Linked DNA regions of Homo sapiens: region 2 is linked to region 1. Evidence: read pairs that join two places in POLR2A ChIA-PET (ENCODE). Cell type or tissue: A673. All regions are shown on one strand. Region 1 overlaps CHRNA7 (cholinergic receptor nicotinic alpha 7 subunit). Region 2 holds the start of CHRNA7 (cholinergic receptor nicotinic alpha 7 subunit).

Region 1 (5,000 bases):
GGATACTGCAGCAAATTTAACAAGTACCTAGTGGTAAAAAACAGTAAACAATTTGAACAACAAAATAAGGTAATACTGGATTACACTCCAAAATATAAAATAAATACTGCTGAGTCCACACTAACATAAATAAATGATTAAATAAATAAATGGGGTGAAGGAGGCAAACTCTCCATGAAGAAGAATTTCAATTTATGTAGACACTTTGCCTTCATGGAGGTGAAACACTACTTTCCACTCCCTAATTTGGGCTGTGCATAGTGACTTCCTGGGCTGTGCATAGTGACTTCCTTCCAAAGAGTACAGTATATAAATAGGGGAAAAAGAGTAACTTTGCAGTCGAGGGACCTGACGAATACCATTTTAAGCCATTTGATTAAGGCCCACAGCAACAGTAAGTCATATTGATATTATGCACCCTGGATATGATATGATAACATATAATACTCTGCTGTCTGTCTACCCCAAAACACATTACTCCATTCTAACTTGGATAAAAACATCCAACAAATCCCAATGAAGAGACATGTTACAAAATATCTGACCAGTGCCCTACTCAAAACTGTCGAGATCATCAGAAACAAGGAAAGGCTGAAAAACTGTTACAATGAAGAGGAGCCTAAAAAGACACAAGGACTAAATGCTACATGGACTCCTGGATGGGATCGTGGAACAGAAACAGGAAATGGGATTTAAAAAGCCAATAAAATGTGAATAAAGTACGGACCTCAGTTTAAAATATCTATGAATATCCAATTACTAATTGTAACAAACAGCATCATACTGATGCAAGAGGATACTCACAGGGGAAACTGTGTGGCCTCCAGGGAAACTCCCTGCAGTACCTTCAAGTTTTCTTTAAAGATAGCTGTTAAAGTAAACTTGAAAAATAAAAGTGTTTATCTTTTTTTTTTTTTTTTTTTTTTTGAGATGGAGTCTCGCTCTGTCACCCAGGCTGAGTGCAGTGGTGCAATCTTGGCTCACTGCAACCTCCGCCTCCAGGGTTCACGCCATTCTCCTGCTTCAGCCTCCCGAGTAGCTGGGACTACAGGCGCCTGCCACCAGGCCCAGCTAATTTTTTGTATTTTTAGTAGAGACGGGGTTTCACCATGTTAGCCAGGATGGTCCCGATCTCCTGACCTCATGATCTGCCCGCCTCAGCCTCCCAAAGTGCTGGGATTACAGGCGTGAGCCACCGTGCCTGGCCAAAAGTGTTTATCTTTAAAGAAAACTTGAAGATATTACAAGGGAGTTTATTTATAATATGTTTATTTATAATTTTAAAATTAACTAAGTCACATTGTAGTAAAACGATAGAATATGAAAAAGAATATCTTAAAAGTACAGAATCAAACAGTTTATCCACAGGGTAACAACGACTGGCCAGGGAGCAGATGGCAAGCCACAATAAGAGCAGCCAGGAATCAATGAAGTAACATGTTCAAATTATGGAAAGTAATTATGGACTTCAACTTTGGAATCTAAGACCAGCTACACTGCCGTCCAAGAGTAAAGTTAAAAGAAAAACGTTTTTCAGATAAACAAAGACAATGTCATTACTGACACTACTTCATTGGAGTAATTACTATCAGGTGTCCTCCTGGAAGGAGAAACTGAATTCAGAAGAATGGGATACAAAAATTGGAGTCAGCATAATTGAAACTCTGAAAATACTTTTAAATACAAACTCTTTTCAGGTTATTTTTAACATACACTCAAGGGATAATTCCAATTCCACTGTTAATCCTCTAAGCATTTATTCTAGTTTCACATGTCATCAAATCTAAGATGCTATTCAACTGTAAGACATGCCCGATTTTAAATAAAAAAGTTAAAATGTGAAACTAATGTGCATCTTAGAATGAATGGAATATGGTGCTAAGTTTCTTTGTATGCATAAGGATAAAGATACAGAAAATATATAAAGTAGCAGAGACGGCTAATGATCTATCACAATGTCAGGCACTCTAATGTTTGAAAAACATTAATTGGGATAAAGGGCCTACATGGGGGGTTTCTGCCAGAATCAACATTGATATTTTTATAAATTATCTCAAAGGCAGGAAACTTTCTAAGTTTGCAGATGCTCCTAAGCTTATTTAAATAGCAAAGACTACTAGAAGTGACCTACAGGGACATGTTGCTGAAATATAAGAATTAGGGGGAGGCCGGGTGCAGTGGCTCCCACCTGTAATCCCAGCACTTTGGGAGGCTAAGGCAGGTGGATCACCTGAGGTCAGGAGTTCGAGGCCTGGCCAACATGCTGAGACCCTAGCTCTACTAAAAATACAAAAATTCACTGAGCGTGGTGGTGGGTGCCTGTAATCCCAGCTACTCAGGAGGCTGAGGCAGGAGAATTACTTGAACCCAGGACGCGGAGGTTGCAGTGAGCTGTGATCGTGCCGTTACACTCCAGCCTGGGCCACAAGAGCAGAATTCCGTCTCAAAAAAAAAAAAAAAAGAGTCAGAGGTCAGCCGATGAGCATAGGTATGAGTGCAGGCCGTGCAGGCAGCGCCAGCCTGTCCTCGTGGCCACCTTCTAATGCACTAGCATGAGCAGTCAGCGAGGCTGCACTCGAGTAAAGTAGCCTGAGGAGTTTCCCAGGGCAGCTGGTCCAAACTGTCTTCCTCTTCAGGACAATTCTTGGACAAAATGTCCACCACTGGTGATTCACATTTATTAAAGACTTGCACATTTATTAAAAATATCTGATGGAGAGGAAGGAACATTGAACATGATATGCCAAAGCTTCAGTCCTCTACTGGAGCCACCACGGTAAATCCAACCCTGACCTAAAGGGGCTCTGCTCTTTGCCCAAAGTGCATGTTCTGAGACTGTATGTGCTCATGCACATTGCCGCCCAGTCAGTCCCCAGTGCTGAACTCCAAACGAGGAACACACTGGTGAGAGAGAATTCAATGGAAGTCCTACCTTGTGAAACCAGGCTGGGGTCACCCTAAATCTATGGTCTAAGAGAGCCCTATGTAAATTACAGACATTAAACAGAAAGAACTATAACCCCTCCTACCAATTCTTAGTTCATATTGCTGTCACAAGGATTCTAAGAAGTCCTGTAGAATCTGATTAAACTTGCAGTTTTCCAACATGTTTGTTTTTCTGTAAAATTTATAAATAGCGAGTTCCATACAGACTTTTAGGCTCTAATCCTTCTCTTATAGACTTGTAGGAAGATAATAAATTACTGGTGTCCAGAAACACCTTGGCAGTTCATTCTAATTAATCAAACAGAGTTTTAACACAAGGAAAACTATACCTCTCCCTTCTTCAGCCCAAAATTCCATTGCCCATCTAATCTAGGGCTTATACTGATGAATAGTGAGGTGCTAAAAAATCAAATACAGACCATTCATAAACCCTTTTCTTCTTCTGAAAAGGAGAATGAAGTGACTCCTGACATGAGGCCACTACACCAATTACCAAGAAAAATGTTCCTATCACAAAATCAGGAACCAAATTGCGTTGGAACTTTTTCATAATTTAAGTGATTAAATAGTTTGCATAAATTTCCAAAGTAATTCCTTCCTTCATAAATGACCTTTTGTTATATATGAGCCACTTAATATGTCAGGGAAATATTTTTTCATTATAAACCCTGAACTGGCTAGGAATAAATTGCTATGTGTAGATGACGTCCAAGTTTGAATCTATATAATAGTTAACAGTTGAATTTCTGTCCCACACCATCCACCCTCCTTATCTCATCCCTTCACATGTAGCCCAAAATAAATTTGCACTAGTTTTTACATTTATTATAACCTAGAACAACAATGTTTCTTTGCAATTTGATAAAGTGTCTTGGTCTGTTTTGTGTTGCTGTAACAGAATATCATGAAGGGAGTAATTTATAAAGAAATTTATTTCTCACAGTTCTGGAGGCTGGGAAGTCCAATTTCAAAGTGCTGGCATCTGGCAATGGGGCTTCTTGCTACAACATCCCATGATGGAAGACAGAAGGGCTAGAGAGTACTCGAGAGAGAGCAAGAGGGGACCAAACTCACTTTTTTAACACATCCACTCTTGAGATAATTTATCTCCCCCTCTCACAATACTCACTCCTACAATAACAATATTAATCATTATTAGCTAATCACCTCCTATTAGGCCCACTTCCCAGTACTGTTGCATTAGGAATTAAGATCCCAACATATGAACTTTGGGGGACACATTTAAACCATAGCACCAAGGAATACATTTGTCCTAATTTATATTTTATAGAAAGTCAGGTTATCATGAAAGATTCTCCCAAGTAGCTGGGACTACAGGTGTGCACCACCACACGAGGCTGATTTTTGTATTTTTAGTAGGAGACAGTGTTTCATCATGTTGGCCAGGCTGGTCTTGAACTCCTGACCACGAGTGATCCACCTGTCTCGGCCTCCCAAAGTGTTGGTATTACAGGCATGAGCCATCATGCCCAGCCTGAGCTACTAATTTCACATTTAAGAAATTATACTAAAAAACAGTGATCATTAACAAAAATAGAAACCCAAAGATGTTCATTATAATGTTATTTATAGGGCTTGCAATATTATCAACAAAGTTAACTGCCCAGCAATACATCATTGCTTATACATAAAATGGAATATTATATAATTAGTATGTTTTTTCAAAATAATCATATTAAAAATAAGATATACAGTGGAAAGAAGACATTGCATAAAGTTGTACTAATTGCATTATCCAACTGTTGAAAGAACTGTTAAGTTCTATTCTATGATCCCCATATTTTACATCCTGTATTGCCACAAATATGATCTGATTATTTTCATGCTGAGTTGTTCTCTAAAACATTCTCATCTTACATATAACCTGCTTTACTAAGAATTACAGGTGGAGATTGTGAACACAAAGATAGAATAGAAATTACTCAATTTGAAAAACAAAGGTAAAATAAACTGAAAAAAAAGTCAGACTTATGGGACTACAAAAAAAATCTAATAATCATATAATTGGAGTCCTAGATAAAAGAAGAAGGTGG
Region 2 (5,000 bases), 52 kb after region 1:
TATTGATGTATATTCATGATGTTTATACACACAGTTATAGATCATAGACAATATATCCAAAACATCTCTTAAATCTGCCCCCTTCTCCACATTCCCACAGTGGCCATCCTAGTTTCAACCTCCTTGTCCGTTACCTTTCTCTCCTCTCTGACCCGTCTCACACTCACTGCTCTCAGCATCTTCTGCTTAAGCAGAGATTCGGTTACTTCCCTCCCCTGTTTAACGACCCACCATATCTTCCCCCTCTGCCTAGTGCTTCATGAAGGAGCCTGTTGAATAACAGCAGGTCAAGCAATTCCTTTGAGGACTCATGTTGTACCTCTAAAATGTATGCAAAGTTTTTTCACTCCAATCTATAATTTATACTTGAATTTAATACAAATATCATGGTTTGGACTATTTCCTTTTCTAGGAAAATATGCTATGGCAGGCTGGTCTTACAGCTTCACAAAACCCCTGGCACACTGCCTCCTCATGCCCTCAGAGATGCCTAGACTAGGGCCAGGTGAAATGCAAACTTGCAGAGGAACTCAGGACGCCTCACACACTGCAACCTTACTGTCCCCACACTCATCTAGCACCTCCTACCAAAGAAAAATCATAGCCTCCCCCTTGTAAGGTGTGCTTCTAGAGCATATAATTCTTACAAAAGGGTCTATAAAACTATCAGTAGTTTGGTCAGTACTATATTGGTCTTTTAGAATGTCTCAAAAAACATAGCATAAATTTTCTGAGAAGTCTTGCAGCAAAACCTGTAGTAAAGATCAACAGGTTGCCAGTGTCCCATAAAACACACCTTGTTGAAAGTGAGCTGTCCTCCACTGCACTTTCAGTCTTTCCTCAACCTGGAAAAGATTTCCTACTTTCAGTGGCAAACTCCTTCTCATCTTTAGAACTCTAACCACCATCTCTTTGAAGCCACTCTCAGCTGCTCTAGTTGAACACAATGTTTTCTAGCACTTTGTATAGATATTTATGTTAAATTTCATCACATGTAATTTTGGATTTACTTTTTAATCTCCCTAGCCAGCTCATGAGATCTCTGAAAGGAAAAATAATCCCTCATCTTTCTGTTAATTCTCAGAATTTGTCAAAGTCTACAACAGGAGCTCAATAGCATGTGTGGAATAAATTGATTAAAGAGTAAATGATCTTTCACAAAAATCAAATATGTAACATCATATGGTGTCTTCCTATCACTCCAGTCAGGAATCTCTGCTGACAAACAAAAGCAATCAATAACAATATTTGGGAGTAGGAAAACCAACTACTATGGTCTCTAGAACAGTCCAGTTAAAATGGGCAACAAATGTGTAAAGAGAATCTATACCAGCCAAGATTTTGCCACACGAAGCCTTTATGAGAACCATTGTGTCTCTGTCCAGAGCGCTGAGATTTCAGCTGGAGAGACCTGGCTCTGCTTCAAAAACCAGGCAGAGCCAAGTAAGGCTGGAATACAAATGTTTGCATATTTTGTTATGTCTGATAGAGACTTCGGCTTCATCCAGGATCTCAGGAAAGTCACATTAAATTAGTTACAATTCACCCAGTTTAAATAAATTAAATGACTTTGTTCTGCCGAAGTTACCAAGTCTAAAGGAAGCAGCAGATGAAAGACAAAGGACTTGTCCGATGTTGGTTTTCCTCATAGCCCTACCTCTAATCACAGAGTGACCTTGGGCATGTGACCACACCCTTCTAGGCATGGACTTCTTGACCTCTGAGTTGAGTAGTTACATAATTAAGATGGAGCAGACCTTCAGTGAATCACCAGTGTGGGCAAGCACTTTCTCTCATTTAATCCTCTCAAAACCCTCTGAAGCAGGTATTATTATTCTCATTTAACACATGAGAAAACAGAGCTTAGAAAGGTAAGTGAGTTTGTTCAAGGCCACTCCATGAACATAGCATTGCCTGGCTGGGAAGTTCAATGTGTTCACAGCCAATACCACGGCTAAGGTGAGAGATAAACTTTCTCCCGCCCCCTTCCCATGACCTCTGGCTGCTGACAGCCTTCTTCACATGCATTTCCTAAGGACACTGGAATGTCATTGACACAAAGTGCCAATGTGCTATTTTTGTAATTTTCTAACATGACAAAAGTTATTTTAAATGTTCATGTAGTATAACACTAACTTATGCCTAAACTTCTCCTAAGACTCAGAGCTCCTCATAATAACTTGGTTTCTTAAGAGTCTCTTAAAGAAGAAGTTCCCAGAAGAAAGCCTGCAGCTTCTCCGCGAGTGGTCTCTTCTCCAAAAGGTGCTGCCGCAGCCTTTGCAACCTCAGGAGCCTGTTCTACTGACTTCCTCCTGTTCCTCTACTGAGGGGCTACTACACCATCACCCCCATCCAGGCAATACAGGGTCACCCACTCCAAGAGAGACAGCTGTGGAGCAGACACAAACAGTGTGACAGCCTGGCTGGAGTTGACCCTGGACAAATGGGGGAAGAGGGGGCTACTGTCCCTTTCTCACCCTGTCACACACCACTTGCGGGGTGTGTTAGCTCTGCTGCCTGGTCCTTTTTCATGTGGTTTCTGCATGAAAATGACCATAATCACATATCTAGCTTTAAGGTCTCTTCAAGTTGTTTCCATATTCTTTAGTTGATCACAATGACTGACAGTGTGCATTTTATTAGCCGGAAAGCCAAGGCTCAAGATGCTTAAGAAACTTACCTAACAGCAGCCATCCAGAAACCAACACAGACAGAACCCACCGAAGATCCCAAGTACAAATCCTGAGCTCTTTAAAGCAACTGAGGAACTGCTCCATAAACAGCAACTTTTGCTGCTCTGCAACACATGAGACTGAACCTGCCTTCCCCTACAGCTCTTCTCATGATAACTTTTCCACATCATCACATATACATTCAATATTTTAAAGCATGATTCTGTCTGTAGGAGGAAGAACACATTTGAGGCGAGTGTAGCGTTGGAAAGGAGGCAATGTATGATGGCAATTTTAACTAGGTTAAGTGATATACCATTCATCAACATGATAGTGCGGGTAACTGTTTATTTGTAGGATTATGAAATATCACCTCTTACCTTTTTCCACTTTGCCAGGTAGCTCTTAGCACTATTTCTTTTTTAACCAGTAATTGTGGCTATTCTCTCACCTCTTTCCCATCATGCTCTCCCTCCCAATGAACATTATTATCCCTGTGCCCCACCCTGCCACACTCCAGGGTGCTCCACAATAGAATCCGATACTCCGTATAGACAAGACACCAAACCCACTTATAATGAATTAAACACTTGTGTGAAGTATTTGTATTGTATGGAGAATATACCATGAATATTGAATATCCAAAGCAGCATAGAGGAACAATAGGCAAGTTTACACAGATTGGCTAACTGAAGTGGGCACTAGCAAGGCTGCAAGGCAAGAGACCCACGGAACTGATGGCAGCTGCCTGGAGGGACAGACACATGTATTCCTGACGGGGAACCCTGAGTCCTCGGAGCAGGACTCCCAGTACCTGTCCTCACCAGGAAGGCAAAGCATGCCCATTCCTAAGATGGGGTCACAGTGAAAGTTCACAGCTGGCCCTCTTGCCCTCTGCCTGGATAGATTCGCCAGCTGCAAAGCTCAGGGCCAGGCCCCCACCAAAGAAGTTACATACCATAGGCGGCAGAAAAGTCTAGAAGTGGCTAAATTGACAATGCTGGAATGCAAGTCAACACTTACACCATAAGGGAGATTAAAAAGTGAACTTCACCTGTTCTTGCTACTGAGTCCCAGCTCAGGATGCTTGAGTTTCTAACCTGAGAGAAAGGTGGGACCCAAGTAACCATGCACAGGTGGCCAGGGTGATGGAATAAGCTTTACCAGGTCCCTCCTTGGCTGGAGGGGAAACCGAGAAATGAGACACTCAGGAGAGGGCAGGCTGGGGACAGACTCAGAGCATGGCCCTGCCTAGCTTGGGGCCAACTAGAGTGCCCCAGCCGAGCTCCACCGCCTGGCCGCCCGACGCTGTCTAAAAAGCCCCTCGGAGCCCAGGAAGGGGAGAGGGCAGCCCTGTAGCCAGGCGGGACTCACCACGTCCATGATCTGCAGGAGGCTCAGGGAGAAGTAGACGGTGAGTGGTTGCGAGTCATTGGCCACGGGCCTCTCCAAGGGATTGTAGTTCTTGACCAGCTCCTTGTAAAGCTTCCTCTGGAACTCGCCTTGCAGGGACACTTAAGGAGAGAAGACCCGGGCAGGGGGCTCAGGGCAGGCCGGCGGGGGTACCCCCGACTCCCTCCTGCCGGCGTCCCCCGCCGCCCACCCGGTGCAGCCCAGACAAGCAGCCCCCGCAGCGCCCCCGCTGCCCCTCCCCGGCGGCGGGGAGATCCCAAACCTGGCCCAGGCGCGGGGCGCACAGAGGCGCCCGGGATGTGCCCGGGATCCCACGGAGGAGTGGAGGGCGGGGAGGCAGTGGCTTTACCGTGCAGGAGCGACGCGGCCAGCGCCAGCCAGACGCCTCCCGGCGAGCAGCGCATGTTGAGTCCCGGAGCTGCAGCGAGCCGGCGCGCTCCACGTCTCGGCTGTCGCCCGGGCCTGCGCCTGCGGCCACAGAGGCACCTCGCCGCTCGGCTCGCGCGCCTTTAAGGAGCCGGGCGCGCGCCCCCGCCCCGCCCGCCCCCGCGCGCCTCTCCACGTGACGAGCCCCGCCCCCGCCCCCGTCCCCGCCCCCCCATCCCTCCAGCCCGGGCCAGCGTCTCGGCGGCCACCCAGGGAACTGCAGCCCGAGGTGTGAGCGGGAGGTACTCCCGGCGCTGGGTACGCTCCGGGCACCTCCACCCCCAGTCTCCACCGAGCGGGCTCTCGGCCTCGCGCCTCTGGCCAGGCCAGGGGCTGCCCAAGGCCAGGCTCTACCTCTCCCTTGCGTTCTTTGTCCCCACTCAGCCCGCTCCCGCTCTCAGCCAGAAGCTGCGCTGGGCACTCGGGAGAAAGCCGGGACAATTCTGGGGTCCAGTCTTCCCGGACTCCCTCCTCCACGCCAGCGACCGG

The links. Peaks named below come from ENCODE experiments on the same cell type or tissue, not always from the same donor. Only the 100,000 strongest peaks of a DNase experiment are listed, where the experiment ranks them.
Region 2: POLR2A ChIA-PET joins it to region 1 with 10 read pairs; 3 of 35 experiments call an interaction of 5 or more read pairs at or near these places.

What each region holds. Positions count from the first base shown.
Region 1 is chr15:32,082,295-32,087,294 of GRCh38, reverse strand. The region is part of intron 2 of CHRNA7 (cholinergic receptor nicotinic alpha 7 subunit); the gene reads right to left. Among named protein-coding and RNA genes, the nearest start is that of CHRNA7, 54 kb to the right of the region's middle. In A673, no CTCF peak of the experiment used is centred here; no DNase peak of the experiment used is centred here.
Region 2 is chr15:32,030,084-32,035,083 of GRCh38, reverse strand. CHRNA7 (cholinergic receptor nicotinic alpha 7 subunit) reads right to left here and starts at 4,569. Exons shown (of 10, transcript NM_000746.6): 1 at 4,435-4,569; 2 at 4,047-4,186. The coding sequence starts at 4,489. It overlaps LOC124903441, which reads left to right and starts at 4,488. Exons shown (of 3, transcript XM_047433397.1): 1 at 4,488-4,527; 2 at 4,696-5,000. The coding sequence starts at 4,488. RefSeq lists an enhancer at 3,945-4,510. In A673, a CTCF peak has its summit at 4,804; a DNase peak (open chromatin) is centred at 4,633; H3K4me3 peaks cover 1,041 bases; H3K27me3 peaks cover 900 bases.